4 separate regions of the Homo sapiens genome follow, and all the other regions are linked to region 1. A link is a contact called in ENCODE Hi-C or POLR2A ChIA-PET data. All regions are on one chromosome and are shown on one strand. Each heading gives the region's core, a stretch centred on a gene start or an enhancer-like site at or near the end of the contact. The rest is flanking DNA. Distances are from core to core; before and after follow the strand shown. Region 1 holds the start of RORA-AS1 (RORA antisense RNA 1). Region 2 holds the start of SLTM (SAFB like transcription modulator). Region 3 holds the start of CCNB2 (cyclin B2). Region 4 holds the start of RNF111 (ring finger protein 111).

Region 1 (7,646 bases), core at 4,329-6,828:
AAACTGCAATTAGCGACAATATTTTCCCCAAAAGTTTCTGAGTCAATTACTAGATTGAAACCTTTTTGCTAGAGGACTATTTCTGGATTCTCATTTTGAAAATACCTTATGGAGGATTGTAAATTCATGAGGCAATTCCCTGAGTGAAGCAGTTACCAAGCTGTAAACTATTCCAAGGCCAAGTTCACCCCGAATCAAGCAAAGGCAGCTCATTAGCTGAGGGGTAGGAAAATGACTTATTACTGATTTAAAAAAAGAAAGATGATCTTGCACATTTCTCTGTCTTGATTTGGTCCCCAAGAAGAAATGAACACCTAGTAATTGCTTAGTTAATGTTTGCAGTTTTTAGAGTTCTTTTTTAAATTCTGGTCCAATTAAACATTTTGTAAACTCAAAGAAGTACACACTGTTATAAACTCTTTCAAAATTAAATTGGCTTCTCATTCAACTTCTGGGTTTGTTTGTTCCCCAGTTTACCAGAAATGGAAAACCGCATCTTTCTTCTGCTTAAAAATCCACAGAATAAAATGGTGCAATTGCTGTGGGAAACAATCTGACAGTTTTCTAAAAAGTTAAACATAGGCTGGGCATGATGGCTTACACCTGTAATCGAGCACTTTGGGAGGCCAAGGGGAGGATCACCTGAGGCCAGGAGTTTGAAACCAGTGTCAGCAACATAGAAAAAAAAGTTAAACATAAATTTACCATACAACAATTCCACTCCTAGTTATCTACTCAAGGAAATAAAAATGCAAAGTTCACACAAAGACTTGTACATATAAAATGTTCACATAAATGTTGTACACATAAATGATGCCCTCAGCAACATTATTCAGAAAAGCCAAAAAGTAGATACCATCTAAATGTTCATCAAATGTTGAAGGGATAAACAAAAAGGGCATATCCATAAATGAGTTACTATTGAGCAACAGAAAGGAAAAAATACTAATACATGCTACAACATGGATGATCCTTAAAACATTATGGTAAGAATCCAGACACAAAAGACAACATATTGTATGATTTCATTAAATGAAATGTCCAGAAAAGGCAAACCTATAGAGACAGAAAGTAGATTAATGGTTGCCTGGGGCTGGAAAGAGGGACTGATTACAAATGGGCACACAGGATTTGGGGGTTAATGGAAATGTTCCAAAACTTTATCATGTTGAGGGTTGTGAAACTTCACACATTTACTAAAAGTCACCTAATGGTACAATTAGAATGAATGAATTTTATGGTATGTAGCTTATAACTCAAGCTATTTAAAACACAGATACACAAACATATACACACACAGATTCCCCATAATGCAGAGAATAAAGTCCAAAATCTCTAGCATGGCAATGAAGACCATCTCTAGTCCGCTTCACCATTTCCAGTCCAACAACCTTCATTTCCCCAACACAGCGATGCAACAGCTTTTCCTCTTCCCCAGAATATGTGGAGCTGTTCACACTTCTGTGATTTTTTTTCCCACAGTTAAAACCCACAACCCCTTTTCTACCCAGTGAACTCCTACACATCCTTCAAGACCCAAAATAAATTAAACTCCTCTGAAGTAATCTCTAAATTATCTCCATCAGAATGAATTTCTTACTCATTTGTGGTCCCATGGAATCTTCTATATATATATGTATACCATTTCCTTTTTTTTTTTTTTTTGAGACTGATTTCACTCTTGTTGCCCAGGCTGGAGTGCAATGGCGCAATCTCGGCTCAGTGCAACCAATGCCTCCCGGGTTCAAGCGATTCTCCTGCCTCAGCCTCCCAAGTAGCTGGGATTACAGGCATGCACCACCACGTCAGACTAATTTTGTATTTTTAGTAGACACGGGGTTTCTCCATGTTGGTCAGGCTGGTCTCGAACTCCCAACCTCAGGTGATCCACCCACCTCAGCCTCCCAAAGTGCTGGGATTACAGGCGTGAGGCACCGCGGCCGGCCCACCATTTCTTCTTTGCATTATAGGTCTTTGTACAGTGCCATCTCCACTGTGTTTTGTTCATCTTTGATTTTTCTTTCAGAAAAATTATATACTAATAGCTAGTATTTGTTGAACATTTACTCTTTGCAATGCACTTTATATATATATTACTTCTAGTCCTCACAACAATTCTGTAGGTGAGGTATCACTGCCTCCATTATCCAGATGAAGAAACTGAGACTCAAGAGGACACACGACATGCCTAGGATCACAGTGCCAGTAGACAGAAAAACTGAGATGCCAACCTGAGACAGATAACTACTGGAATCCAGAAGTCCATGTTCTTGCCACTAAGCTTCTTGTGGTTCACAAAACAGAAAAGAAAGGATGCATATATTTATTGTATTTTATGTTACTCCGCTGGGGCTGCTATGACAATTCCATAGCCTGGGAGGCTTAAACAAGAGACATTTATTTTCTTACAGTTCTGGAGGCTTGGAAGTCCAGATCCAGCTGCCAGCCAATTTGGTTCCTGGTGAGAACTCTGTTTCTAGCTTGCAGATGGCTACCTTTTTGCTGTGTCTTCACTTGGGGGAGAGAATGAGCTGTGGTTTCTCTTCTTCTGACAAGGGCATGAACTCCATCATTGGGGCTGCACCCTTGTGTCTTAATCTAAACCTACTTACCTCCTAAAGATACCACCTCCAAATACCATTAGGATTCCTTGTAGTAAACAAAAATTATAGGAGGCCATTAGGCTCCTATAATATGACATATGAATTACATATTCATATAAGATATGAATTTTGGGAAGATGCACAATGCACACGTTGGCAAGAATTATGAGACCTGAGTTTTAGTATCAGTTTTATCATTGATCATGTGATGTTGGAAAAGTCACTTGACAATCTTGAAACGAGCCCATTTCCTTGTAAGGAAAACAAGAGGGTTGGACTAGATAATCTCCAAATCGTGTTCTGATTCTAAAAATTCTGATTCTGTGTGCTATCTTGCAACCATTGAAACTCAGATATACCAGTTCAGAGCATACTGTTTGGTGATGATCTGAAATCTCAACACAGAGCTGTATGGTAATGCTACCATATCACACTACCATGGGCAGGTACCTCCCAGCAGCATGAGCTCTTAAACAATTAGAGCAGTTCCTTCAGGCCAGGTCAGGTGTCCCCAACTCTTCCTGACTGCATGCTTTGTGAGACAGTACCCAACACATGAACTTTTACGCTGCCTTTGTCCTACACAAGCCATCCACATCACTTACCTAATAAGAAATACTATCTGCAGCCAGGCATGGTGGCTCACGCCTGTAATCCCAGCATTTTGGGAGGCCGAGGTGGGCGGATCACGAGATCAGGAGTTCAAGACCAGCCTAACCAACATGGTGAAACCCTGTCTCTACTAAAAATACAAAAATTAGCCGGGCGTGGTGGTATGCACCTGTTATCCCAGCTACTCAGGAGGCTGAGGCAGGAGAATCGCTTGAACCCGAGAGGCAGAGGTTGCAGTGAGCCAAGATCGCCCCACTATACTCCAGCCTGGGCGACAGAGGGAGACTCCATCTCAAAAAAAAAAAAAAAAAGAAAAGAAAAGAAAAAAGAAAAAGAAAAAAAGAAATGCTATCTGCACAGTGCCAGGCATTGTAGTGGTTGATTTTTTTAAGCATTCACAAACACTGTCTCCTAACTGGCCTCCTCCCTTCAATGAATTCCGTAGGTTGCCAGGTGAACTTTCCTGAAGCACAGCCAGCCAGTTCTGATTGTGTCATTATGTAAGCTTTTTTGTTTGTTTGTTTCCTAGCATTTTATTTCTTATGCAATAAAGTCAAACTTCCTTAGTCTGGCTTATAAAATCTTACGTGTTCTAGCTTCAACCAGTTTTTCCAACCCCTTTTCCTCTACTACTCTTCAGAGACCTTGCATTCCAGGCAAAATAAACTACCTATGGTTTCCTGTAGCATATTTTTTACATTAACATAATTTCTAACAATATTCTAAATCAGTCTAAAATGTCAGCCAGGGGTAGTGGCTCACACCTGTAATCCCAGCACTTAGGGAGGCCAAGGTGGGCAGATCACTTGAGGTCAAGAGTTAAAGATCACCCTGGCAAACCCCATCTCTACTAAAAAAAAAATACAAAAATTAGCCAAGTGTGGTGGCATGCACTTGTAGTCCCAGCTACTAGGGAGACTGACGCAGGAGAATCGCTTGAACCCAGGTGGCAGAAGTTGCAGTGAGCTGAGATCACACCACTGCACTCCAGTCTGGGAGACTCTGTCTTAAAATAAAATGTAGAACATGCTTCCCTAATAGCACACACTAGATTCTGTTTATGCAATAAGTTTATGCAGTTCCTTGTATTAAAAAAAATTATAGGAGGCCATTGTTTAGAACTTCTGCACTAGACCCCAAGAGACCAGACTAAAATAAAAATGGTATCACTCAGGCTCACCACACCGAAACTGAGTTATGTGGCCCTCCAAGAAATCAGGAGACAGAGGTAACAGGCCAGTTTCAATTTTCAATCAGCAAGATAATGAATTTCCTCTGTTTTAGTCCCTACAGCAAAGAGTAACTTGAAGTAACCTGATGTTAACCAATCAGTTATCTTTCTATTGTACTGTCTGTCTCCACCTTACCAGGAAAGTAACTTTGAAATGATCAATCTGCTTTTTGTTCTTTGTTTCTACTTTCTACAGACCTTTTTTCTGTCCGTAATGCCAACCTCCTCTGTTCCACTCATTGGGACACTCATTCCATTTTATGGAATGAAGTGTTGCCTGATTCCAGAATCGCAATAAGGCCAACTGAGATCTTTAGATGTGTCAAATTTTTGTCTTTTGACACTTGTGCTGGTCTGTCTAGAACGCCCTTTCTCTTCATTCCACATACCCACATTCTTCAAATGAGCTCACACGGCAGGTGCTCAGTGCAGCAACTGACATGTAAGTACTCAATACTATTCAAAACTGCGTTTTGTCCCTCACACTAGCTATTCCTCTCCCTCTAACCTCAATCTATACACCTTTCTTATGTAGTTTATTACTTTCTATTGTATTTAATGTAAATGTCTTAGATTGCCAGAGATCCAAAGCACTGGAAAAATCAGTATTCAGTCTTAGTCCATGTGTACCCAGCACCAAGCACAAAGTACTCTGTTTACGGTCAATAAATCTTTCCGTAATGGATGAGAACAAAACTAGTGTTTGAACTCACAGCTAAAACTGGATGGGGAGTGGAGCGGAGGTGAAGGAGCACTTAATGAGGCCCTACTATGTGCCAGGTACTGTGCAGAGCACAGCTTCTTCCTTTGTTTCATTTAATCCTTTCCAAAAAACCGTATGATGCAGCAGTAACAATTTCATCTCCATTTTACATATGAGGAGTTTGGGTTACGGAAGTCAGGAAACTTGCCTGAGGTCACAACCAAGTATGTTTGGGTCTTTCCAGTACCGCACTTGTCGCTTGTCCGCCTTCCAATTTATCACTCCCCTCCTCTCCCCGACGAAGGTCGAGGACTTTCTAGGAAAACACGCAGTCTCCAACCACTTCCGCCTGGCGAGCCCAGTCTCGCACTTCGCTGCCAGAACCACAGCGAGCGCTTGTGGCGGGAGGAAAGGAGGGGAGCAGCCGTCAAGACGCAAGGCCCCGCCCACTATGTCGCTGAGACGTCATCACGCAGGGCCGAGTCGGCGCGGCCACATCCTTTAAATATGGTCTTTTTTGGGCGCGCGCGACAATGTGAGGAGTGGGGTGGAGCGTGTGTGGTGTGTGGCTGCGGCCTGGGCAAGAGCCGCCGCGGACCATGAGGTGGGCGGAAAGGCTGTGTTGCAGCCCAGACGCGGACGGGAGGGCGCTGCCGGGCCAGCGGGCGTGCTCATGCAGGGGCGGGAGGAGGGAACATGGCGGCCGGGCCAGGACCCTTTGCTCCTGGCTCTGCGCGGCTCCTACCCCTGCTTTGCTTGCCCTTTTACCTGCTTTTCTGGAACCTTGTTTCCCCTCTCTTTGCGTCCCCTTTCCCTCAGCCGTTTCTTTTGCCTTCCTCGACTATTCCCCCCCAGCTCCACACTGGGTCGAAGTGTGAGAGGTAGATTAAGTGGGAGCCGGTCGGGCCCGTTCGGTGTCGAGAGACCGACTCCTAAATTTGATTAGGTTCTCGCAGGTCACTTTATCAGTCTGCCTGGGGTCACAGGAGAAGTACTGAACATGAGAGATCAAGCCTGATTTGTAGTCCTGATGATGTCTGTAAGTGATCTTGTGAAATGTCACTTAAGTTGACCTCAAGTCTTCTCAAATGTGAGGTTCTTTGTGAAAGGCCTAAGATTCCTGATATCGAGGTAGCTTTTGTCATAAAGTGCCTGCCAGAATCTGCCCCATAACAAAGCATGGTCGGGAAAACAAAAGATTTATTTTGGCAGTAAGGGAATGGAAAACTGAGTTGACTTCCCGTTCCATGCCATCAAGTGGCCTAGTATGTAAGCAATGAGAACACCGTTCTGTTTCAGCTCTTATTTCCATAGTGAGTGTCCTGAGAGTAACACTCCCGGCGTAGATTAAATGGAAAAGGGCTCGTCCTGTATCGTCATTGCTGCTCTGCTACAAAGAACCTTGGGTCTGCTGTATTCTGTTTTAGGTGCCACAGTCTGTTGAGGGTAGATGTTTAGGGAGAGATTCTTCCTCACCTAATAGCACCTGGCCTAGCCAATCACTTGCTTTTGATCTTGGCCTTTTGTTTTTACTCAGCTGAGTAAGTTCTGGAGGGATCCTGCCTCTTGGAGCCTTCGCAGCCAGGCAGCTGTGAACTGTGAGCTAGAGTGAAGCAGAAATCTAGGAAGATGAGCTCCAAGATGGTCATAAGTGAACCAGGACTGAATTGGTGAGTTGTAGCCACTTTGTAATCCACTGAAGAGGAGTGTAGTGGGGCTGATGGTTGACATAAGAAAATAGATTTCTGGCATAGAGAGATTTGGAGGAAACAGAAAATACAAGTTTAGGGTCTCAGAATTTACCCTATCCTCATCTTCACATACGGAATGCTAGAGTTATGGCTGACTGTACTTCCACTCCTATAGTGGAACAACACAGTTCAGCACTCAAATTATTTTTAGGTATAATTCCCTCAGGTATTTATTGTTGGTCTCCTGTGAAGGAGAGATACTGGAATTTTCTTGAGTCCAAGAACCTTGGCCCATTTCCATACAAGTAATAAAAAAGACCCTCTTTAAGAATAGACATGCTTTTTGTTATATTGAAATCTATATCAAATGATATAAATGCATAGACTGTATTTTAAAAGTGTATGAGAACTTTGCAAATAGAGAACCTGGTTAAATAATATAGTGGTTTTGTAGCCATCTAGCTAATACATGTGCTGCTTTAGTTCATTTTAACACACATTTACTAAGCCAGCCAAGGAGGATCAAATGTTATAAATGGTTACAAAGAGTATTAAAATAGTACCTGACTCAGACTATTAAGTCAGTATGTTCATTGAGTATTTGTTTATTGCTAACAACACTCCCATCCCCAGGGAGCTCACAATCCCTGAGACCCTTTACTTTGTTTTTATATGATGTGCAGAAACTTAAGAATTTATTGAGATGTCACAGATACAATACCACGACAAGGTAATAAGAAACTATACTGATGCATAGCAAATAAGACTTTCTAATTTTACCATTAATACCTTAATATAGTTTTTTG
Region 2 (6,997 bases), core at 504-3,003, 1.5 Mb after region 1:
TCAGCTCACTACAACCTCCGCCTCCTGGGTTCAAGCGATTCTTCTGCCCCAGCCTCCCAAGTAGCTGGGATTACAGGTATGCACCACCATGCCCGGCTAATTTTTTGTATTTTTAGTAGAGATGGGGATTCACCATGTTGGCCAGGCTGGTCTTGAACTTCTGACCTCTAGTGATCCACCCACCTCAGCCTCCCAAAGTGCAGGGATTACAGGCATGAGCCACAGCACCCAGACTTTTTTTTTTTTTTTGAGACAGGATCTTGCTCTGTTGCCCAGGGTGGAGTGCAGCGGCCGGATCTCACTGCAACCCCTGCCTTCCGGGTTCAGGTGATTCTCCTGCCTCAGTCTCCCGAGTAGCGGGGATTACAGGTGCTCACCACCACACCCGGCTAATTTTTGTATTTTTTGTAGAGACGGGGTTTCTACTAAACCCTGTATCTTGGCCAGTTTGGTCTTGAACTCCTGACCTCAAGTGATGGGCCAGAAGATTTCTAAGGAGTCTTGCATTCTAAACTTCTATTATTGTGAATCCAATGTTGTAGCAGAGACAGAGCTGGATTTGGAATCAGGAGCCTGGGATTTGAGCACAGCTCGGCCACATACCAGCTGTGTGAACATGGGCAAGTCATTTAATCTCTCTAAGCCTCACGGAGATTTACTTGACAGACTTGGGAAGGATTAAGGGGGTTACTGTACGTCAAAGTGCCTTATAAACTGTAAAGAACTACCCTAATGTCAGGTATTCTTTTATAATGTCCAGTCTTCCTTTTTTTTGAGCCAATCAGAAAAAGTAACCTAAAGTGAGTCAGATCTCAGGAATTTAAGTTGTAAAACCAGGAAATACAGTATAGTTAATTGTGCATCATAATCACCTTATGGAATTTATAGAATCGTTTTATTTTATCAATGCTTGCACTTTGATAATGAATAATACAAGGTAAAATTACAAATAGGTACTCACTTGTACAGGCCGATCCTCCATAAGAAGATGCTCACTGTTCTTGGAATCCCAAATTTTGGGGGGCAAAATAGTGAACACAGTATATGATAACGGCAACAAGTACTTATAAGCTAGTTTTCTCTTTCATTGAACAATTTCGTGTTGAGCCATCAGGTCTACCGGGGAGGATAGCAAACCTGAGGCCAACAAGAAAGAAGTTTTCCTGTTTTTCAAGTGAGGAAGGGCAGCCCTAGAATAACCTAAGCTGCCATGGGCAGGGCGATGATGTTTTCTCCTGAGACAGCCAATGAGCCATGTGTCAAAGGCCAGCCCTTCCTATTCTTTGGACTAACAGCCCTAGAACTGCTTTGAGGTCTTTTGAATGGAACTCGGGGAACCTAGTTCGTTGGTGCACACCGGCGACAATTTTTCGATTATTCAGCAGAACTGATAAAGTATTTCCTTGAGAGGTTCAGCGCGCGCACGCGCCCCCTCGGTTTGTGTTGAGTAACGCGCGCACTATGTCATTCAGTGCCCGCACATCGTTGTTGCTCAAGACTCAAGACGTTGCAAGAAAATGGCTAACGAAGCGACGAGAGAACGGCGGCGCGGCGGACGTTGCTGCGGTAGGACGTGCCCGACCTCCCAGTCCACACAAGGGAGCGCACCGCCCAAGTGGCCGCGGCCCGCTCGACCGAGCGCGCCGCTGCCGGTCCCTGCGCCAACGCGCACGCGCGGCCGTCATCCGGGTGCTGGCGGCTGCTGCTGCAGGTTGCGCTAGGGTGGCGGACCGGGGGAGGGGCCAGCGGCTCATTGTGCGCAGCGCTGCGCGGCGCCGGCGGCCGCCGAGGCCTGGGTGGAAGTTGGCGCTGCTGCCGCCGCCCTGCAGCCCACTCGCTGCCTCGGCAGCGCGCTGCTCTTCTAAGATGGCTGCCGCTACCGGTGCGGTGGCAGCCTCGGCCGCCTCGGGTCAGGCGGAAGGTAAAAAGATCACCGATCTGCGGGTCATCGATCTGAAGTCCGAGCTGAAGCGGCGGAACTTAGACATCACCGGAGTCAAGACCGTGCTCATCTCCCGACTCAAGCAGGTGAGGCCCGGCGAGGACCGGAAAGGACCGGGAAGGGGAACTTAGGCCGCGCCTCGGCGCCCCGCTTCCGCCGCAGCCTCCGGCTGCCCGCAGCCGCTGGGACCTGCGGAACGGCATGGTAGGGAGGCCAGGGGCGGCTCCCGCGAGCGTGGAGGACGGGGACCCTTCCGCGGTGCCCCCGCCCCGCGCCCCGGGCCGGGCCGGGCCTGCGAGGGACCGGCCACCGCAGCCCAGCGTGCCTCCGCCTCCCCGGGACGTCCCCGCCAGGCTGCGAGGGTTGCGGCCGGCCGGCGCGGCCTCCCAAGGGCGATCGCGGAGACCTGGGAGGCGCTGGCTCCCCAGCCTTTAGCCATGGTGAGCGTGTGCATTTCTTGGCCTCAGAGGGAATGGTTACTTTGGTGACTTCTGCGAAGTTACCGTTTAATTGTGCCCAACCGTTTCTTCCCCATCTTGAGGGGGAATTGGTAGTGGGAGTTGATGGGTGGGTGACAGAGTTTTTGTTTTCCACTAGGCTTTTAGTTTTTGCATCAGCGCAATAATTACTTTTTCTTTCCTGATTAGCTTTCTGGTTTGAGTGAGCGTTGGAATTGTAGCAGAGGAGCAGTAAGTTTGCATTACAGAAACTAGGAAAACTCTTTTTAGTTATTTACTTTAGTAGCTAGCAACTTTTCTGCAATAGAACATATTTGGATTTTTGGCCAGTATGATGTGATATTTAATTATCTTGACACGGTAGAATTTAAAACTCCTTGCGATTTTGATACCTAATGATTTTTTTCCCCTGAAAGTTTCTCTCACTCTTTCGTGTAGTTTAATTGCTCATTTTTGAAGTCGGTTGATGAAATGACTGGCAATTCTAATGTCTTGAGGCTTGAGGTTTGCTAAATTTTTTTTCATTTCGTTTTTATAAAATAAGTTTAGATAGATTGTGTAGCATATTAACTTCTCTTTCTAATGTAGGCTATTGAAGAGGAAGGAGGCGATCCAGATAATATTGAATTAACTGTTTCAACTGATACTCCAAACAAGAAACCAACTAAAGGCAAAGGTTGTTACGAGTTATGAACATGTTTTAAAATATATTTTGGTTATATAACTTGCCTCTGCTCTTGTGCCTCTTGCCCTGTTTATATAGTGCTACTCTTTGCTATTTCCCTCTGGCAGTCTGCCTTCTTGGGTCAAGGAAGAAAAGTTACTGTTGCCAGGCTTTGGGTGACTTGTAGCCCTTAAGATTCGGCTGAAGCTGATTAGAAAGTGAGAACAGTTCTTTATTGCTTCCGGAAAAAATTACAAAGTCAAGTTGTGTAATGATGCTTCATAGTGTGAAGACCTGAATAAAATACAGTTTAACACATGTCTACCTTGCCCCACAATTGGCAGAGTTTTGATGGAATTCCTACCAAATCTTTTACCTTGCCTCCTTGCTGTTTTCTTTAGTATATTAAAATTCTATAACCTTTATGTTTAGTACTTTGTTTGACTTGGTGAACTTAATTTGCATTTATGCCATTATACCTCCTAATTTTTAGTGAAATTCAAAAAGACCTCACCAATCATACTAACAAGGTAGAGGGAAAAATCCATGATTAATTAGCTTAAAAAAGTTTTAAATTATAGGGATGTTAAAGATTCTTATTTTTAACTTTTAAGCTAGAGCAAAATATATTTATTTCTAGGATATAATGATTTAGTGACTAGCTAAAAGTGGTTTTAAATGAACGTTTTGCAGTATGAATGGAACTTAGGTATTTTTTAAAGCTTCTTGGTAAATGAAACCTTTATTTGAATAACTGCAAATTTCTCCCTCCTATAAGGACAGTGGCAGAGGGTGGACATGATATATCTGGATTCTGGTCTTTACCTACAATTTTCATGCAGAGTTTGTCATGAACAGCTGCTGCATTTTTTGTAATCTAATTTTCTTTACTGCTTTAAGTGATCCAAGTGTTACTCCCAACCACTGAATGATTGCAACTAAAATAAAATGAATGGATTAATATTGAAAAGGGAATATTAAATTTTGATCTTAAGCACACCTGGGTATCAGAGATGAGGACAACTCACTATTTTAAGTCTTCCTAGGTTAGGAGAGTCCCCTGTTTGTGCCAAAGGAAATTGAAAAGGGCTAATAAGCATTCCCTGGGAGAGGTGGGGATGTAGTTTAGAGAAGTAAAAAAGTTATCTTAAAGGTAGCTTTTAAGATAACTCTGACTCAGTGTATCACTTTGAGAGATACATTTTCTGTATTTAAAGAAGCTTGTCATGAGAAGACTGCCAACAAACCAGAGGCTATTTCAAAATGGAAAACGATAGAAATTCAGAAATAAGTATATCAGGAATTAACCATGTGTCTTGCAGTAGTTTTGATTCATATCTTTTACCTAGCATGCTGTGCTAGTTTGACAGGTACTGTGTATTAATCATAGTCCCAGGTTGTTTGAGTTGACTATTATTTTAGCATTGAAAATAAACATGATTTATTCCTTTCTCACCTACTTTTAATTTCTCTGTATATCCCTTTTTCAGTTTTGACTAGGAACATCATTTATCTCTTATTATTAGAAATAATTTCAGCAATATAAAATTTTAAGGGTTTTTTCAATACATTTTATGACAGGTATATATATCTATATATATGATATATAGATTATATATAGGTGTATATATATCATATATGATATATATATATATTTTTTAATAGGGTATTGCTCTGTTGCCCAGGCTAGAGTGCAGTGGTGCCTAGCTCTTTGCAGCCTCAAACTCCTGGGCTTAAGTGATCCCTCCCACCTTAGCCTCCCTGGTAGCTGGGACTACAGGCATGTGCCACCACAACATTTTAAATAAGTAAACATTATTTATTTTTATCAGTATGTTTGCTAATTTTTTTCTTTGTATGGGTTATACTTGAACTTTATTCCATAACTCTGATGTTAAGAGGTCTTAAGGTATTCAGTTAGAAGTTGTAACATTTGGGGGCCGGGTGCAGTGGCTCACGCCTGTAATCCCAGCAGTTTGAGAGGCTGAGGCGGGTGGATCACCTGCGGTCGGGAATTCGAGAGCAGCCTGGCCAACATGGCCAAACCCCATCTCTACTAAAAATACAAAAAAAAAAAAAAAAAAAATAGCTGGGCATGGTGGCGCGCGTGCCTGTAGTCCCAGCTACTCGGGAGGCTGGGGAGGCTGAGACAGGAGAATCGCTTGAACCCAGGAGGTGGAGGTTGCAGTGAGCTAAGGTCACTCCACTGCAGTCCAGCATGAGACCCCATCTCAAAAAAAAAAGAAGTTGTAACATTCAATCATTTGTTTGTAGCAGGCCTCATTCTAAGAGATGCATGACAAAAAGCTCTAGTCTTCTTGAAATCCGGCTATCATTGTTATGAAAATCTTGTGAATTACAAAGAATATAATGTAAATCTCCAACTCCAAACAGTTTGAATTAATTTACAATAAAGATGCTTATTGATTCAATTATTTTATTTTTATTATTTTTAATATGAGAGATTTTGAACCCAGTTTACTTATTAAAGAATGCTCTTGTCTCAAATTCCAAGCGCTACTGATCATCTTTAGAGCCAGTTTTGCTTAAATGCGTCATACCAACTCAGTTCTAGCCTTCTAAAATGGCAGAGTTCTAAAATGGCAGAGATGTTTTCTCTGCCATTTTACAAAGTGATAAGATTATTTTAGGCCGGGTGCAGTGGCTCATGCCTATAATCCCAAAAGGCCAAGGTGGGAGGATCGCTTGAGTCCAGTAGTTCAAGACCAGCCTGAGCAACATAGTGAGACCCTATCTCTATTTTAAAAAAGAATTAAGATGTTTAAATAATAACTTTTAGAAACCAAATTTGTATAGGGAAACTTATTAAAATATCAATAATGAACAGATTTGAAAACCAAGGATATATTAAATATTGTTTTAATGTGATGTCCGTTTTTCTTTTCTTTTCTTTTTTTTGAGATGGAGTTTCGCTCTTGTCACCCAGGCTAGAGTGCAATGGTGTGATCTCGGCTCACTGCAACCTCCGCCTCCCGGTTTCAAGCGATTCTCCTGCCTCAGCCTCCCGAGTAGCTGAGATTACAGGCATGCGCCACCACTCCAAACTAATTTTGTATTTTTAGTAGAGACGGGTTTCTCCAGTTGGTCAGGCTTGTCTTGAACTCCCAACCTCAGGTAATCCTCCCGCCTCGGCCTCCCAAAGTGAGCCACCGCACCTGGCTGATAATCAGTTTTTCAATCAAGTTGCTGAATTACTACATTCAATTCTTTTTGCCAGATCTTGTTTTACTTACTGGTATCTACATTGAAAATAATTTCATCTTGGTTATGCCACTTTTCCTTCAGTGCGCCTGTTTTCTCTTTTGTAAAACTGGAAATTTTACTAGGTCCCCTGTAAGGCTCTTTTAGTTCTGAAATTTAATAATTATATAGACAAAAATGAGAAGAAAATGCTTTCTGTTTAACTAAAATGATGTTTAAGGAAGCAACAGGTAAGCTCATAGGAAATCAGTATCGTTTTTCTTCAGCACAAATTATTAGAAAACGAAAAGTGCCAAGAAGGGGATTACGTAGAGGTAATTATGTAGACATCAGCGAGACATAATATATAATAGCTGGTCAGGAAAAGAAATGATTCTTATGACAATATTAAGGTAGTGAATAAAAGTTAAATGACGAGAAGCTTCATAGGTATGGAAAAAATACTTTGGTGAAACATTGAGCTTATTCTTTTATAAAATAACTATAGGGTAACTTTCTTTTAAAAATGTATGTTAAAATGATTCTATTTAGAGAGGTTAGAGGGAAAGGAACCTACATTTTTAAGTTTCTCCTAGAATATTTTTTAAATGCAGCTATTACAAGCACAAACAATGTTGATAATGTTATAGTGGGCTCTGACATTTATATCAACATATTTATAAAATTCCTTTACATGTAGTTAATAGAGTAGATGTTTGTATCTTAGAATGG
Region 3 (7,156 bases), core at 834-3,333, 1.4 Mb after region 1:
GACAATACGTCAAGATCTATTTGCAAGATGGAAAAGGTACATTTCAGGAAGTCTAAAAATGCTATTTGTGATTAATAACATCACTCTAAATTAGGCAAATCACCCATCTACTTTATCCGTAATAAAGATCCTCCCACTAACCTTGCAAAGCTATTCTGAGTATTCAAGTGGGCCTGTAAGAGAACTTCAAAGCTTATTAGTATTTAATGATTATTTCTCATATAGTACCCATATCACTTGTTAGAGATCCCTGCAAGTTAAAGGCATATATTTAAAAACCTTCCTTTACAGAGCTTGGTAAAAAGTAAATTAAGATGAAAAATAATAAAGCTATAATATTAATAGTTAATAATAGGTCTGGTTGTTTAAAAACCAGATGTTTAAAACCTAAACTAGCTTTGATTCTTATGCCATTTCACAAATAAGAAATGCTCCTGTATGCATGATCTTTTAGAACTACAGCTTTTTAAAATGAGGTTGCCATAGAATGGATTTTCTCTTATATTAAGGACATTTAGAATGGAAGTAGTTTTCTTGAGTAATATAGTTTTAGCTCCCAAACTCAGGGAAGGTTGGAATTGTATGAAATAAAAATTGTCAGTTGACCTTAACCTGCTTTAGACATAATGTGCTTGGAAATAAAACTTGCTAGGAAAAGCAACTCATACCAAAAAAAGTTTATTATAGAAGTGATAAACATTTCATTAAAAAAGAAAAAAGCAAAAAACCAGCATGTCCTATCCCTGAGAGTTCAGGGTCCCGACTCTAATAAAACTCCCAACAAGGGGTTTGAGTGGATCTACCAGGCAGAGAGAGGGGCCAGGGAAACTCAAGCCTTCCCTGAACAGAAAGGTTTTGACTATTAAATAACGTTATAGAATACATTATTATAAAAAATTACTTGTCAGTTGGACTTAGATCCACAAAAGGATATTAATTAAATGCTAAATGTATTCAATCTATTAGGATTCTCAAAAGTCACACTTCAATTTCTTCCAGCAGCAACTGCCAATCTGAAAAAGTGTTTGAAAATGTAATGCTTATGGGTAGAAGCCTGGTAATGTGACTCAATTTAAATTCATCTGGATAGGAAAATTGGCAGCTTTTATCTAACCTTATAGCCAAGATGATGGAACTCAGGTGTGTCAGGGCCCTCTAGCTTTCGGCAAAGGAAAAAAGTAGGTCCCGGTACAATTCAAGCCCACAGGAAAAATACCCAAAACACCATAACACTTTGATCTCTGCAAGGATGAAATAAATGAATTTGGACCCTTTTCTCTCAGTCTGCCACATTGGTCCAAATTATATTCAAAAACCTCTGTTACATTTGAGTAAAGAAATTAATTTTTTAAGGGGACAAACCCATTTATTAGTGAACGTAGCATGGAAGACTTAGCGTGCCGAAATAAATGGGAAACTCATACAAAAAGAAATGTGAACAATCTGAAAAACAGCCTGGCAGTTGCCTGATGAAACACGCCGTACACTTTACTGCCTACAGAACCCTTCCAGTCCTCCTCCCAGCCGCCATCACAGGTCCCTTAGTTGGCAAGGAGTTGTAAGAAAGGGGGAGGGAAATCCCAGGAACGTGGAAGTAGATAACTCTCTAGCAATGAAGAGCACTCGGGGATCGCTCGCTGAGTACTAGGCCTAGTGCTCTGGGGGCTCACTTGACAGGCGCCATCTCGGAAGCGCTTTCCTACACTTCTCCCACCCCGGGGCAGGGAGGGGTTAGGGGAGGGCGGAATCCAGACGGGGAAAGGCGGGCCGGAGAGGACCGGCCGCAGGGCCAGGGACGCGGGCGAAGCAGTGAGCTCCGGAGAAGAGAAAAGCAGCCCCGGTTGGGACGGAGAAGCTCGGAGCAGATGAGAGAAGCGACAGGGGAGCTGTGGGGCCGACGGACTCGCCTCTGAGAGCGGTCCCCGGGCACACTCACCGTCGGGCGTCGGAGCAGCGCCATGAGGGACGGGGAAGGCAAGAGTGCCAGCCCGGCCCAGGGAGGGACGCGGACTGAAAAGGGAGGACACTAGCGTACGAGGCGCCGTTAGGACTGCTCTCCGAGCCCGCAGCGCTGGGGATCTTCGACGCTGTAGCCTTGTTCCAGGATTCAAATACCGCGTCGCTTGCGCCCCATTGGGCGGCCCTGCGCACGGGTCGCTGTTCTCATTGGCCAACACAAGATGCACTCTCGCACTCTCATTGGCTGAATTTTCTTAGACACGTTTGATTGTCACAACAGCCGGTTGGGGTGTTTTTTCTGCCTACAGTCTTTTAAAAAAAAAAAAACCCCAGTCTCTGAGACAAACAAAAAGGAACTGTCTCATTGGGAAAGCAGACGTAGGACGCCTCTGAATTTTGACAAGGCCTCATCTACGAATTTCTCTCGACGTTTGTAGTGGGTGGGCGGAAGTTGGTTGGCCTTTATTCCTCTTCTGGTGTGTTGGGGTTTAAGTTGTGTTGGCCTGGGTGCAGGAACCGGCCCCTCCGGGTTGCTCAGGGATGCAGTGTGTTAGGTGGTTGAGATGCAAAAGTGTGCTTAAAAAAAGAGAGAATAATGGCGTTTACTCAAAAACCCAAATTCTCAAGTAAGGCAAAAAAAAAAAAAAAAAGATAAAAGAGATTTGTGTGACTGGTGATTCATGTAAGTTCTCCATTGTATTCCCAACACCTAGTACATCGTTTGTCGTATATGGTTGGTGCTCAATAAATGTTCGTCTAATAATCAGCCCAAGCAAAGAATTCATGTCTAAGACCCCAAAAGCAAATGCAACAAAAACAAAAATACATAAATGGGACCTAATTAAACTAAAAAGCTTCTGCACATCAAAAGAAATAATAGACAACCACAGATTAAGAGAAAATATTTGCAAACTATGCATCGGAAAAAGGCCTAGTGTCCAGAATCTAGAAGGAACTCAAATCAGCAAGAAAGAAAATAATGCCATCAAAAAATGGGCAAAGGACATGAATAGATATTTCTCAAAAGATATTCAAATGGCCAACAAATACATGAAAAAATGCTCAACATCACTGATCATCGAAGAAATGCAAGTTAATACCACAAGGAGATACCACCTTACTCCTGCAAGAATGGCCATCATTAAAAAGTCAGAAAAAAAGGCCGGGCGCAGTGGCTCACACCTGTAATCCCAGCACTTTGGGAGGCCTGTTGGGCAGATCATTTGAGCCCAGGTGTTCAAGACCAGCCTGGGCAACATGGCAAAACCCCGTCTCTACAAAAATACAAATATTAGCCGGGTGTAGTGGTGAGCACCTGTAGTCCCAGGTACTGGGAGGGGGGCGGGGGGCGGGGGGCGGGGGGCCGTGTGTTGGGGCAGGAGGATCCCTTGATCCCATGAGTCTGAGGCTGCAGTGAGCCATGATTGTGCCACAGTACTCCAGCCTGGGCAACACATTGAAACCCTGTCTAAAAAAGAAAAAAAACCTCAAAAAACAATAGTCAAAAAACAGTGTAGGCGTGGATGTGGGGAAAAGGGAATGCTTAAACACTGCTGGTAGGAATGTACAACTTCTATGGAAAAAAGTATGGTGATTCCTTAAAGAACAAAAAGTAGTTCTACCATTTGGTCCAGCAATTCCACTACTGGGTATCTACCCAAAGGAAAAGAAGTCATTATATGAAGAAGACACTTGCACATGTATGTTTACAGCAGCACAATTCACAATTGCCAACCTAAGTGCCCATCGACCGAGTGGGTACAGAAAATGTGGTATATATACACCATGGAATACTACTCAGCAATAAAAAGGAACAAAATAATGTCTTTTGCAGCAACCTGGATGGAGCTAGAGGCCATTATTCTAAGTGAAGTAACTCAGGAGTGGAAAACCAAAAACCGTATGTTTTCACTTGTAAGTGGGAGCTAAGCTGTGAATATACAAAGGCAAACACAGTGATATAATGGAATTTAGAGACTCAGAAGAGGGAGGGTGGAAGGGGAGACAGGGATAGAAACCTACATATTAGATAAAATATACACTACCTAGGTGATGGGCACACTAAAATCTCAGAATTCACCACTATATAATTCACCCACATCACAGAAAGCCACTTATATCCCAAAAGCTACTGAAATAAAATTTAAGTGTATTAATTAAAAAATATTCATCTAATAAATGATCTTATGATGTATGTAAGATTTAAGAATGAAAAACAAGGTGTGACACCAGTCTTGAGCAGAAGAGTGGGAGGATTAGCACAGTCCAAAGAGAACAGTATTAATGTTGCCCTTGTAAAAAGAAGCAGGTGAAGATCAAGACAGAAAAAGAAACAGGAAAGGAAAAAGTGAGATTAATGGGAAAAGAGAAGGAAAAGAGGAAAGGAGTGATCTAACACCCATGATATCAGGTTCCATTAAGAATCTGAAGGCCTGGCATGGTGGCTCACACCTGTAATCCCAGCACTTTGGGATGCTGAGGCAGGTGGATCACTTGAGGTCAGGAGTTCAAGATCAGCCTAGCCAACATGGTAAAAACCAGTCTCTATTAAAAATACAAAAATTAGCTGGGCGTGGTGGTGCAGGCCTCTAATCCCAGCTACTCGGTAGGCTGAGGCAGGAGAATCGCTTGAACCTGGAAGACAGAGGTTGCAGTGAGCCGAGTTCGCACCACTGCATTCCAGCCTGGGCAACAGAGTGAGACTCTGTCTCAAAAATAAATAAATAAAAATTTGACCGAGCTTTCCCATCATTCTTAAATGGTTCTGTTACTTGGGGACGAATAATCAGTGTGGTTGGACGAGACTTATGTAAAGTTAAATTCCTAAATTGCCTCAATCCCTATTGGTTGGAGGGCATCTGACAGTTCTGAACTTGTTTCCTCTTAGGTGAAACAGGAATAATTGCAGCTACTATGTGAAAAGATGTTAGCCTATCCATAATCATCCCATAACTAAAAACTAGGTATCCTATGGAAAAGTCTTGGAAAAGAAAAATAGATGTTTTAGTGCACTGAAGTTGTAAAATATTTTTGCTTTATGTTGATATGTTATCAAAAGATACAACCATAAAAGTGACAATGCTTGCTTACTCATAGGGCTTTTTTATGAACGGTAAAGGTGCTTTCTTATTTATTTATTTTTGTCGGGGTCTTGCTCTGTTGCTCAGGCTGGAGTGCAGTGGTGCAGTCACGGCTTACTGCAGCCTCGAACTCCTGGTCTCACACCATTCTCCTGCCTCAGCCTCATGAGTAGCTGGGACTACAAGTATATGCCACCACTCCCAGCTAATTTTTAAAAATTTTTGTAGAGACAGGGTCTCACTGTGTTGCCTAGGCTGGGCATAGTGCTTTTATTAACCGACTTGACATTGTCAAAATTGAGTAATTGAATCTGTATTAACACGTTTTATTTTATTTTTTATTTTTTGAGAAGGCGTCTTGCTCTGTTGCCCAGGCTGGAGTGCAATGGTGCAATCATGGCTCACTGAAGCCTTGACCAGCCAGGTTCAAGTGATTCTCCCACCTCAGCCTCCTGAGGATCTAGGACCACAGGAGTGAGCCACCTCACCGAGCTAATTTTTTTATTTGTAGAGAGGAGGTCTTGCTATGTTGCCAGGTTGGTCTCAAACTCCTGAGCTCAAGAGATCCTCCGGCTTTGGCCTCCCAAAGTGCTGAGATTACAGGTGTTAAAAATGAAGATAATATTTCTTATTTTGTACTTCTCACTGTAACTAACCTAAAACCTTACACACAAACTTCTTGTTTTGAGACAGGGTCTCCCTCTGTCACCCAGGCTGGAATGCAGCAGTGTGATCACAGCTCACTGCAGCCTCAATCCCCCGGGCTCAAGTGATCCTCCTACCTCAGCCACCCGAGTAGCTGGGACTACTCGGCTGGCTGATTTTTAAATGGTTTGTACAGATGGGGGTCTCACTATGTTGCCTAGGCTGATCCCGAACTCCTGGGCTCAAGTGATCCTCCTGCCTCAGCCTCCCAAAGTGCTGGAATGAACCACCATGCCCAGCCCATCCATAAATTTCTTTTTTTCAAATATCACCCTAGGAGGCCTGGCATGGTGGCTCATGCCTGTAATCCCAGCACCTTGGGAGGCCAAGGCGGGTGGATCACCAGGTCAGGAGATGGAGACCATCCTGGCTAACACAGTGAAACCCCTTCTCTACTAAAAATACAAAAAAAAAAAAAAAAAAATTAGCCAGGCATGGTGGCGTGTGCCCGTAGTCCCAGCTACTTGGGAGGCTGAGTGGCGGACGTTGCAGTGAGCCAAGATCACGCCACTGCACTTCAGCCTGGGTGACAGAGTGAGACTCTGTCTCAAAAAAATAATAATAATAATAAATCAATCACACTGGGAAACGGAAAGTTCTTTCACTGCTGATTCCTCTGAGAATATAAATCATTTTGCACATGCGCTTCTCTATATGCAAAGCTTTGGTTTGGGGGGAGAAGTAAATGCGTTCAGAAAGCTTGTGCTAGGTATTCTAACAAAACAATGGGGCTTGTTTTACCTCACTGTGGTGGATGAAAGAGTGCCCCCCTTTTTTTTTTTTTTTTTTTTTTTGCAGTGCCTTCTGTGAACAGGTGTAATCTATTTTCTCTCTCCTTAAATTTGGGCTAGCCTTGTTATTTACTTTAACCAACAGAATGTGAAAGAAGAGATGCTGTTCCAGTAACAGGATTGGGTCTTAGGAAGCAGTTTATTTCTCCCTTGGAGTCCTGCGTCACCACCATAGAGACCCAAGCTATTCCTTTCTAGAGATGACATTGAGAGAAATGCCCAGCGCATTATCACCTGTCCTAACCATCCCAGCTAACGCGTCAGATATGCAAGGTGAGGCCACGTGGACACTGTCTCAGTAGAACTTGCAGCTGAATGTAGCCACATGAGGAAACGTCATACCACAGTGAAAGATGAGCTATGCCTGCCCAGCACCGCCCAAATCACGCAACTGTGAGCAAATAAATGTGTTTTATAAACCACTCAATTTGGGGGTGGTTTGTTACAAAACAGGTAACAAATACACTTACCTGGGGGCATTCCAAGTCGTTGCACCAAATAAGCTTTTCGTTTGCTGGAATAGTCTTATCATCTTGGTTTCACAGGGGGATCACAGTTTAAGAAAACATAGCACAGTATCTGTGATTTCTGATCATTTGTAAACTGAATTCTCAATGATGT
Region 4 (7,656 bases), core at 867-3,366, 1.5 Mb after region 1:
CTGCACCTTAGCTTTATACAAGCAAGGTGCTTTTCTCTTAAACATCACAACAGCTCTCTCTCAATAATCTGTAGAAATGGAGTACCAAAGTGAAATTCGTTAAGATGTAACCTCTGCTGTAATGCATTTTTCACCAAAATGAAGTCACTTTGTTTATACCTTTCTTTAAAAACCAGTTCTATGTCTGGTGAAATAACTAGCAAACAAGTGGCCAACAGACACCAAACAAAAGTTAAGAAGTGACAGAAGGATCTGCACATGATATAGCACCCGTGATAAACAAGGAGACTCATTCTTCCTACTTTTTCCTAAAATATTATTTAGATTTATAAACACCCTCACCAATTCTTAGAATACTGTTGTGAATCTTTGGTCACAAACAAATGAGCAGGAGAGAGATGATAAAGTCATTTGTCCAAGGTTAAATGGCAAGAAAGTGTCCAAAATAAGATAAATCAAGGCTTTAGAAACAATCAATTTAAAATGATTGTAAAAGTAAAAGGGCTTCCTTCTTATCCATCTGTTTCACCTCACAAATATAACCAGACTAGGGTGAAACAATGTGGCTTATACTGACATGAAGATTTTTACAAAAATACATATAGTAATAAACTATCAAAAGATGTATCTTTACTGTAATAAAGCTAAGTCCAGCGTTACAGAAGTTGTGTATGGTAATCTCAAAATCACATTCAAGCATTTACAACCATCACACACACACACAACAAAAATGGGAAAGGAAATGGAACCTTAGCTTATGTTTTTCCCAGTTTGTTCTTTTTAGTTCAAGAGGCCCCTAAAACAAGAAAATTATAGATAAAATACCAAATGAAATAAAGTTTAGATTAAGTCACATTCAAAAGCTACAGGAAATCCTACAAAACGTAGTCTATGTCAGCTGGCATCTTACCATTCAAGAGAATTCTAAATTAATGCCGCACATAAATCAAGAAACAGGAAAGCTTACAACAACACAATGGAGTCACCCCACAACACACACACGAACAAATTAAATGAATACCTCATACTTTCTGGTATTTTTTGAATAATCAAAACTTAGGTTGAGAAATACCCATCTGTAAAGATCTATCTACTATAACCTATTTAAGAACTGTTGTAACAAATCTATTTCTGCTGCACTGAACAGATATTCCCACTATAGCACTGACACTGACTCTGATAAATTATCGAAGGACAATAGTAAAAACATCAGTTTCTTTTTAAATGACCAACAAGCCAACTCCATACAAAATCTGACGCGTCTGTATTTCAGCTGTTCCGCGGACTACGTTTCCTTGATCACAGCAGCAGCAGGCGACTCCCTAGCCGTCAGGGCTGACTTAGCGCCCTCCAACTCCCCGGGTCCGGGTTACCTTCATCACTCCATTGTCAAATCGCACTCCCACGCCTCGGTCCTCAGCCCCCATCCTGAGACTCTAGGGAGAGTCGGAAGTGGGAGAGAAATCCCCTCACCCACACTCCCTCACTGTAGGCTGTGGGTGTGTCGGTAGACGAATGCCTTGCCCAAACACAAATCGTCTGCGGAGACCCAGACCCTAAGTCACCACCGAGCCAGAGATAACCGGCCGGTCACCGACCCCAGCCTTCCGCGGCCGCAGCCCTTCCTCTTTCTCCCCTCCAGGCCGGCCCCTCCCCCGTTGCGCGCACGCGCGGCCTCCAATGGATCCCCTCCCCCCCCGTTCCCCTCACCTTAATCATTAGCCACCCTCTTCTCTTCCAGGGTCCGGGAATCACTGACCCAGGAAGGAAGACAGAAATGTAAGGCGTAAAGAGTAATGCGTCGAGAGCCAGCGATCTGCGCCTCAGACGTCGGCCTAATAGGCCCCTAGAGTCAAGAACAGTGTCTGTCACCGCCACCAAAACTGTACGTGCGGCAGCGCCTGGACTCGGCCCAGCTAAGCCGGCGTGGGTTCAGAATGCCTAATTTGGTCCCACAAGAACTCCTTCTCTGAAGCTGCGGGCGTTTCTACGCTGCGCAAACCGAACACCTCCTCGCCGTCGCCGCCACTGCCGCTGCTCCCCTACAGCCGCCGCCGCCGCTTCGCCGCCGCCGCCGCCTAACCAATTCCTCCCCTACCGAGGAGAGCACGACACTAGGGCTCTTTACGACAGTTCGGAAAGTGAGAGCGCAGTAGCCTTCACGCCTCCATTAACATCTGTTTGTTTCTGCGCTTGCTCGATTCCCGTTTCTCACCGTCCCGCCCCCTCGGTCCCGGCCCTCCCCCTTTGTACTGGTTTTATCAGTCTGTTGGCGAACTGAAAGGTGTCACAAAGCTCATTATTTAATTTTCTTTGGTGATTATGCGTTCAACATTTAAGCCAAATCTTGACTACATCTTGGTTCATTTTTTCGTAACTAAAAATTAACCAACTACAGAATTGATACATTTACAGATATACGTAAACAAAAACATCATGGGTTAGTGTCTTTCACAACAAATGATACCCATATCATATGCGCTAATGACATAAAGATCACGGCACCTCACTGTTAAAGTGAATTTGCTTCCGGAATCAGATCAAAAGTGGTCACATATCTCCTGCGAACTCGGGCTGTACAATCGCATAAGCCTCCTTGTTTATTTTATAAAAGTCAGTAGATAACAAATGCGTCATTATATGCATTAGGAGGATAGAGAGAGGATGAGCTTCAGAGTCCATCAGGCAGACTTCCTTTCAAAGTCCAGTGGTGCCACTTAAGAGTTCTCTGATTGATGAGATCCTTATAAATCTTAGTTTCCTCCTCTATAAATTGGGATAACGTATTTACCTCAAAAGGTTCTTGTTAGATTAAATGAGACAATTTATATAATGCTCTGAACATTACTTGCCAATTAAGTGTTCACTAAACATTAATTCCCTCCCTTTGCCATCAACTCATCTTTTTCAATACTTTTTTTGTTCACTCATATTTTCCGTATCATTCAGTAAGCAAATGATTTTGGCCGGGCACGGTGGCTCACGCCTGTAATCCCAGCACTTTGGGAGGCCTAGGCGGGTGGACTACCTGAGATCAGGAGTTCAAGACCAGCCTGGCCAACATGGTGAAACTCCTTCTCCACTAAAAATACAAAAACTAGCTGGGCGTGGTGGCGGACGCCTGTAATCCCAGCTACTCGGCAGGCTGAGGCAGGAGAATCGCTTGAGCCAGGGTGGCCGAGGTTGCAGTGAGCCATGATCAAGCCATTGCACCCCAGCCCGGGTGACAGGGAGACTCCGTCTCCAAGAAAAAAAAAAAAAAGGCTGGGCGCGGTGGCTCACGCCTGTAATCCCAGCACTTTTGGAGGCCAAGGCGGGCGGATCATGAGGTCAGGAGATGGAGACCATCCTGGCTAACACGGTGAAACGCTGTCTCTACTAAAAATACAAAAAATTAGCCGGGCGTAGTGGCGGGCGCCTGTAACCCCAGCTACTCGGGAGGCTGACACAGGAGAATTGCTAGGACCCGGGAGGCAGAGGTTGTAGTGAGTGCGAGATTGTGCCACTGCACTCCAGCCTGGGCGACAGAGTGAGATTCCGTCTCAAAACAAACAAACAAACAAACAAACAAAACACACACACACACACACACACAAATGATTTTAAAATTACAATAATGATCAAGGATAGCAGATTGTGTGGGAAAACTAAAAGAGCATTCGACTAGGATTTTCCTCAATCCTCCTATTTTCTCACTCTTAAACATAGAATTTTGCCCGGACTATCTTATCTTCTCCCTTGATTTTAACTGTTACTATCTCATGACTTCTCAAACCTGTATTTCCAGCTCTAACCTTTTTTCTGAAGCTTTTGACCTGTGTTCTTCAATTAGGTAGACACCAGCCATATGTGGCTGCTGAGCACTTAAAATGTGGCTAGACTCCCTCCTCTTCTCCCTCTCCCCTCCCCTTTTCCTTTTCCGTCTCCCTAAAAAAATAAATAAATAAAAATAATTGAGAAGTGCTTTAAGTGAAAAATACACATCGAATTTCAAAGGTACAATACAAAAAAAGACTGAAAAATCTCAGTACTTTTTAATATTTATTATATGTTGAAATAATATTTTGGATATATTGGGTTAAATCAGTGGTTCTGAAGCTGGGATGATTTAGCAACATCCGGAGACATTGCTGTTTGTTACAACTCAGGGAGGAGGGGCGTGGCTACTGGCATCTATCCACTAGGATAGAGGCTAGGGATGCTGGCCTCTCCACAACAAAGAATTCTTTGGCCGAAAATGTTAATAATGCAGTTGAGAAACCCCAGATGAAATAAAAGGGTGAGGGCTTCAACCCTGTTGGGATGCTGAAGGAAAAGAGTCAGTAGAAAAAAGGAGTGGAAAGATAAAGAAAATAAAGGGATGCGCAATGGAGAAAAATACCTATGGAGCCAGAGGAAATGAGATTTAAAGCTCAGATGGAAATTTAGCCTTGGATAGGAGAAGGGATGGCCTTTCCACTGAAACAGGTGAGAAGGAAGAAGACTGCAGTTTAGGTATGTTAGCTTCAGGGGGCAAATTGAGGGCTTGTTCACTGAATGACCTTGACTTCCTTATGAAACATGAGGTAGGGCCATCTATAAACATATGAGCTTTGGAAAATGCTGGGCGGAGAGTGACTAGAAGAGATTTTAAAAATCAGAATAGTCACTACCATAATGGCAGAAGGGCAACAAATCAAAGCCCAGAGCAGAAGAGGAGTGAGGTTGAAGGGACAGGTGTTACGCAGTTGTATTTAGAAGAATAATGGTAGATTCGGGTGAGAAGCGGCTCTCACCTAATTTACACATAACAATTTTCTGATTTCTATGCTTCTGCTTCCACCACTGTCACCACACCACCCCAAACTCAACCTTAAGCCACAGTTAGAGTATGGCAGAAACTGATTAGACATTAAATTGCTTAAATCTTTCAATGATCCTCCATCACCTTCAAGTTAAAAATCCTTAGCATGACAAATAAAGCCCTTCAAAATCCAGATTCTTCAGTATCACTTCATACCAGCCCTAGTTCCCATCCTGTCCCCTGACCCTTCCTGGACCTCGGTGGACTTCTCAAACTTCTTGTAATTCTCCAGGAAAAAAAAAAAAAATATATATATATATATATAATATATATATAAAAGAATATATAATATATATTATATATATAAAAGAATATATGTTATATATAAGAATATATAATATATATGTAAAAGAATATATATATATATTATTCCTATATAACTATCAATTTTCCCCATGAAGCTAACAAACCTAATTGCATTAGTACAATCTCACTTCTTCCCTCTCACATGTTTCAGTGGAAAGGCTATCCTTTCTCCTATCCAAGGCTAATTCTTCCATGTGAGATTTGGATCTCATTTCCTCTGCCTACATAAGAACTTTCTTCAACTGACCATCTTTTTATTTCCATTATCTTTCCTCTCTCTTTTTCTACTGTTTCTTACCCTTCAGAATACCAGCAAGGTTCAAGACTCACCCGATCTTAACTCCATATTCTTGTAGATATATGTCTCTCTTTTTCCATCTCTCTGCCTTTGCACAGTTCCTTCTGTCTCAAAATTCACCCCCTTTCTCCACATTTCCCACCCATGCTTTATCTGCTTAACAAATTCTTACCCATTCCTCCAAGCCGTCTTCCATGAAGCATTTCCTTACCGCTCTCCCCACCCCTTGAAATGGACTTACTCCAGTTTTAGTACTCTCTTCAAGCTTTATACATACATCTAAGTATTATGATTGTTTACATACATACCTGTCTCAAAACTTAAAATCAGAGAAAATGTCTTTCTCTCTTAAGTAGAAAAATAGCACTCAAATATTTATTGAACTGTACTGAATAAGAAGATTGGGATTCTAATCTCAATTTTGCCAGAAGAAACCAGAAATCCTTAATCAAATCACTTTAAATATCTGAAAATTAATTTTACTCACTTGTGGAGAGATCAAGTTTTTCCAAATGCACTCCAAACCAAATTCTGCTTTCCTCAAACTGCAGCCAAATAATGTTTACCAAATTAGTCTGCATATATGGGCCAGCAGAATCTAACTACTGCCTGACAGGAATTTGAGGAGTTTGGTCTAAACATGGAAATACTGGGCTGAATTAGTGAGTTACCTGCAATCAAGGGTAATAAGAAAATTTCTACAAACTATCAAAGTCAGAAGGAAAGACTGGTATGCCCATCATCCATTGCATAGTTCACAACTGTATAAAGTCTGCAAGTGAGAGTAACTAATTATGTGGTCAGCTTCGTGAGCTCTTTGGAAGAAATGGAGAAAAGTTTGAAGATGTAATGCAAGAGTTAGAAGATCTTGGGAAATTCTTGAAAGTATTTAGTGAACTATTTCCTCAGATGTAAAGCTTTGGAAATAATTAAAAGGATCTCAGAGATGAACTAATCAGAACACTTCGTGATTCAGAATATTTTATTTTCTTCTTGGCATATGAAGATATCACTGGAACTTAAAACTGAAAGAAAAGTGCTATAGACTCCATAACTGCTGATTTAGTTGAGGTAGCACAGTTCTCATTAAAATTTTCTATATGGGCTGGGTGTGGCGGCTCATCCCTGTAATCCCAGCGCTTTGGGAGGCAGAAAAGGGTGATCACCTGAGGACAAGAGTTGGAGACCAGCCTGGCCAACATAGTGAAACCCCATCTCTACTAAAAATACAAAAATTAGCCGCACATGGTGGCAGGCACCTGTAATCCCAGCTACTCAAGAGGCTGAGGCAGGCAATTGCTTGAGCCCAGGAGGTGGAGGTTGCAGTGAGCCAAGATCGTGCCACTGCACTCCAGCCTGGGCAACAGAACAAGACTTCACCTCAAAAAATACGTATCTAGATAAAAAATGATTTCAGGCTATGTGATTGGAAAGAGACTATTTTTAAAGATTATATATGTAGCATATACTACATATAGTACTATATAATCTTTATTATATGTACATAGAAACAGATAGATAGTAATTAGACACAGCCCTTTATCCTACTAAACTGTTTTGCAATCAATGCAATCATAGATTCTGAAAAATTGAGGAGCTATTTAGCAGAAGGATAACCTCAAAAGACAATACCTTTGTGATGAGTACTTATCAACTAATAAATTTACAATTTTCTTTGGAAGGCAACTTTCAAGATATATTTGAAATATCAAGAGGCCAGGCGCAGTGGCTCATGCCTGTAATCCCAGCATTTTGGGAGGCCGAGGTGGTTGGATCACCTGAGGCTGGGAGTTCGAGACTTGGCTGGCCAACATGGTGAAACCCCGTCTCTACTAAAAACACAAAGAAATTAGCTGGGCACACGCCTGTAATCCCAGCTACTTGGGAGGCTGAAACAGGAGAATTGCTTGAACCCAGGAGGCGGAGGTTGCAGTGAGCCAAGATCATGCCGAACAGAGCAAGACTCTGTCAGAAGAAGAAGGAGAAGGAGAAGGAGAAGGAGAAGGAGAGGAAGAGGAAGAAGAAGAAGAAGAAGAAGAAGAAGAAGAAGAAGAAGAAGAAGAAGAAGAAGACGACTCAATAACTAATACTATCTCTGTGACTCTGTTTCTAAAAAACAGAGGTAACAAATTATGGACTAACCAGGGGACACAGAATGCCTGGAATTTTGCAGATGAGCAAAACTTCAAATATCATGATATGTTTCTGG

Evidence for each region. Hi-C counts contacts between places; a loop is a spot of excess contacts on that map. ChIA-PET counts read pairs that join two places held with the same protein, here RNA polymerase II (POLR2A). Pooled maps may share reads with other maps.
Region 2: a map of B cell shows a loop between it and region 1 (20-fold over the local background). The contact joins the promoter of SLTM here to the promoter of RORA-AS1 in region 1. A Hi-C loop is called at or near these places in 3 of 168 maps with a recorded cell type or tissue (B cell, CD4-positive, alpha-beta T cell and naive thymus-derived CD4-positive, alpha-beta T cell) and 13 of 50 pooled maps.
Region 3: a map of CD8-positive, alpha-beta T cell shows a loop between it and region 1 (4-fold over the local background). The contact joins the promoter of CCNB2 here to the promoter of RORA-AS1 in region 1. A Hi-C loop is called at or near these places in 1 of 168 maps with a recorded cell type or tissue (CD8-positive, alpha-beta T cell) and 6 of 50 pooled maps. POLR2A ChIA-PET finds 5 or more read pairs at or near these places in 1 of 52 experiments (GM12878).
Region 4: a loop to region 1 is called in a map of CD8-positive, alpha-beta T cell, with 4 times the contacts of the local background. The contact joins the promoter of RNF111 here to the promoter of RORA-AS1 in region 1. A Hi-C loop is called at or near these places in 2 of 168 maps with a recorded cell type or tissue (CD8-positive, alpha-beta T cell and naive thymus-derived CD4-positive, alpha-beta T cell) and 8 of 50 pooled maps.

The regions. Positions count from the first base shown.
Region 1 is chr15:60,477,110-60,484,755 of GRCh38, reverse strand. RORA-AS1 (RORA antisense RNA 1) reads right to left here and starts at 5,578. Exons shown (of 6, transcript NR_120342.1): 1 at 5,358-5,578. ICE2 (interactor of little elongation complex ELL subunit 2) reads left to right here and starts at 5,614. Exons shown (of 16, transcript NM_024611.6): 1 at 5,614-5,753; 2 at 6,687-6,819. The coding sequence starts at 6,779. RefSeq lists enhancers at 5,813-6,340, 6,663-6,782.
Region 2 is chr15:58,928,435-58,935,431 of GRCh38, reverse strand. SLTM (SAFB like transcription modulator) reads left to right here and starts at 1,753. Exons shown (of 21, transcript NM_024755.4): 1 at 1,753-2,028; 2 at 2,989-3,076. The coding sequence starts at 1,867. RefSeq lists enhancers at 1,307-1,396, 1,417-1,556, 1,847-2,086 and silencers at 1,587-1,766, 2,137-2,396.
Region 3 is chr15:59,100,073-59,107,228 of GRCh38, reverse strand. CCNB2 (cyclin B2) reads right to left here and starts at 2,083. Exons shown (of 9, transcript NM_004701.4): 1 at 1,937-2,083. The coding sequence starts at 1,960. RefSeq lists an enhancer at 2,271-2,560.
Region 4 is chr15:58,982,123-58,989,778 of GRCh38, reverse strand. RNF111 (ring finger protein 111) reads right to left here and starts at 2,116. Exons shown (of 14, transcript NM_017610.8): 1 at 1,711-2,116. RefSeq lists a silencer at 1,233-1,397.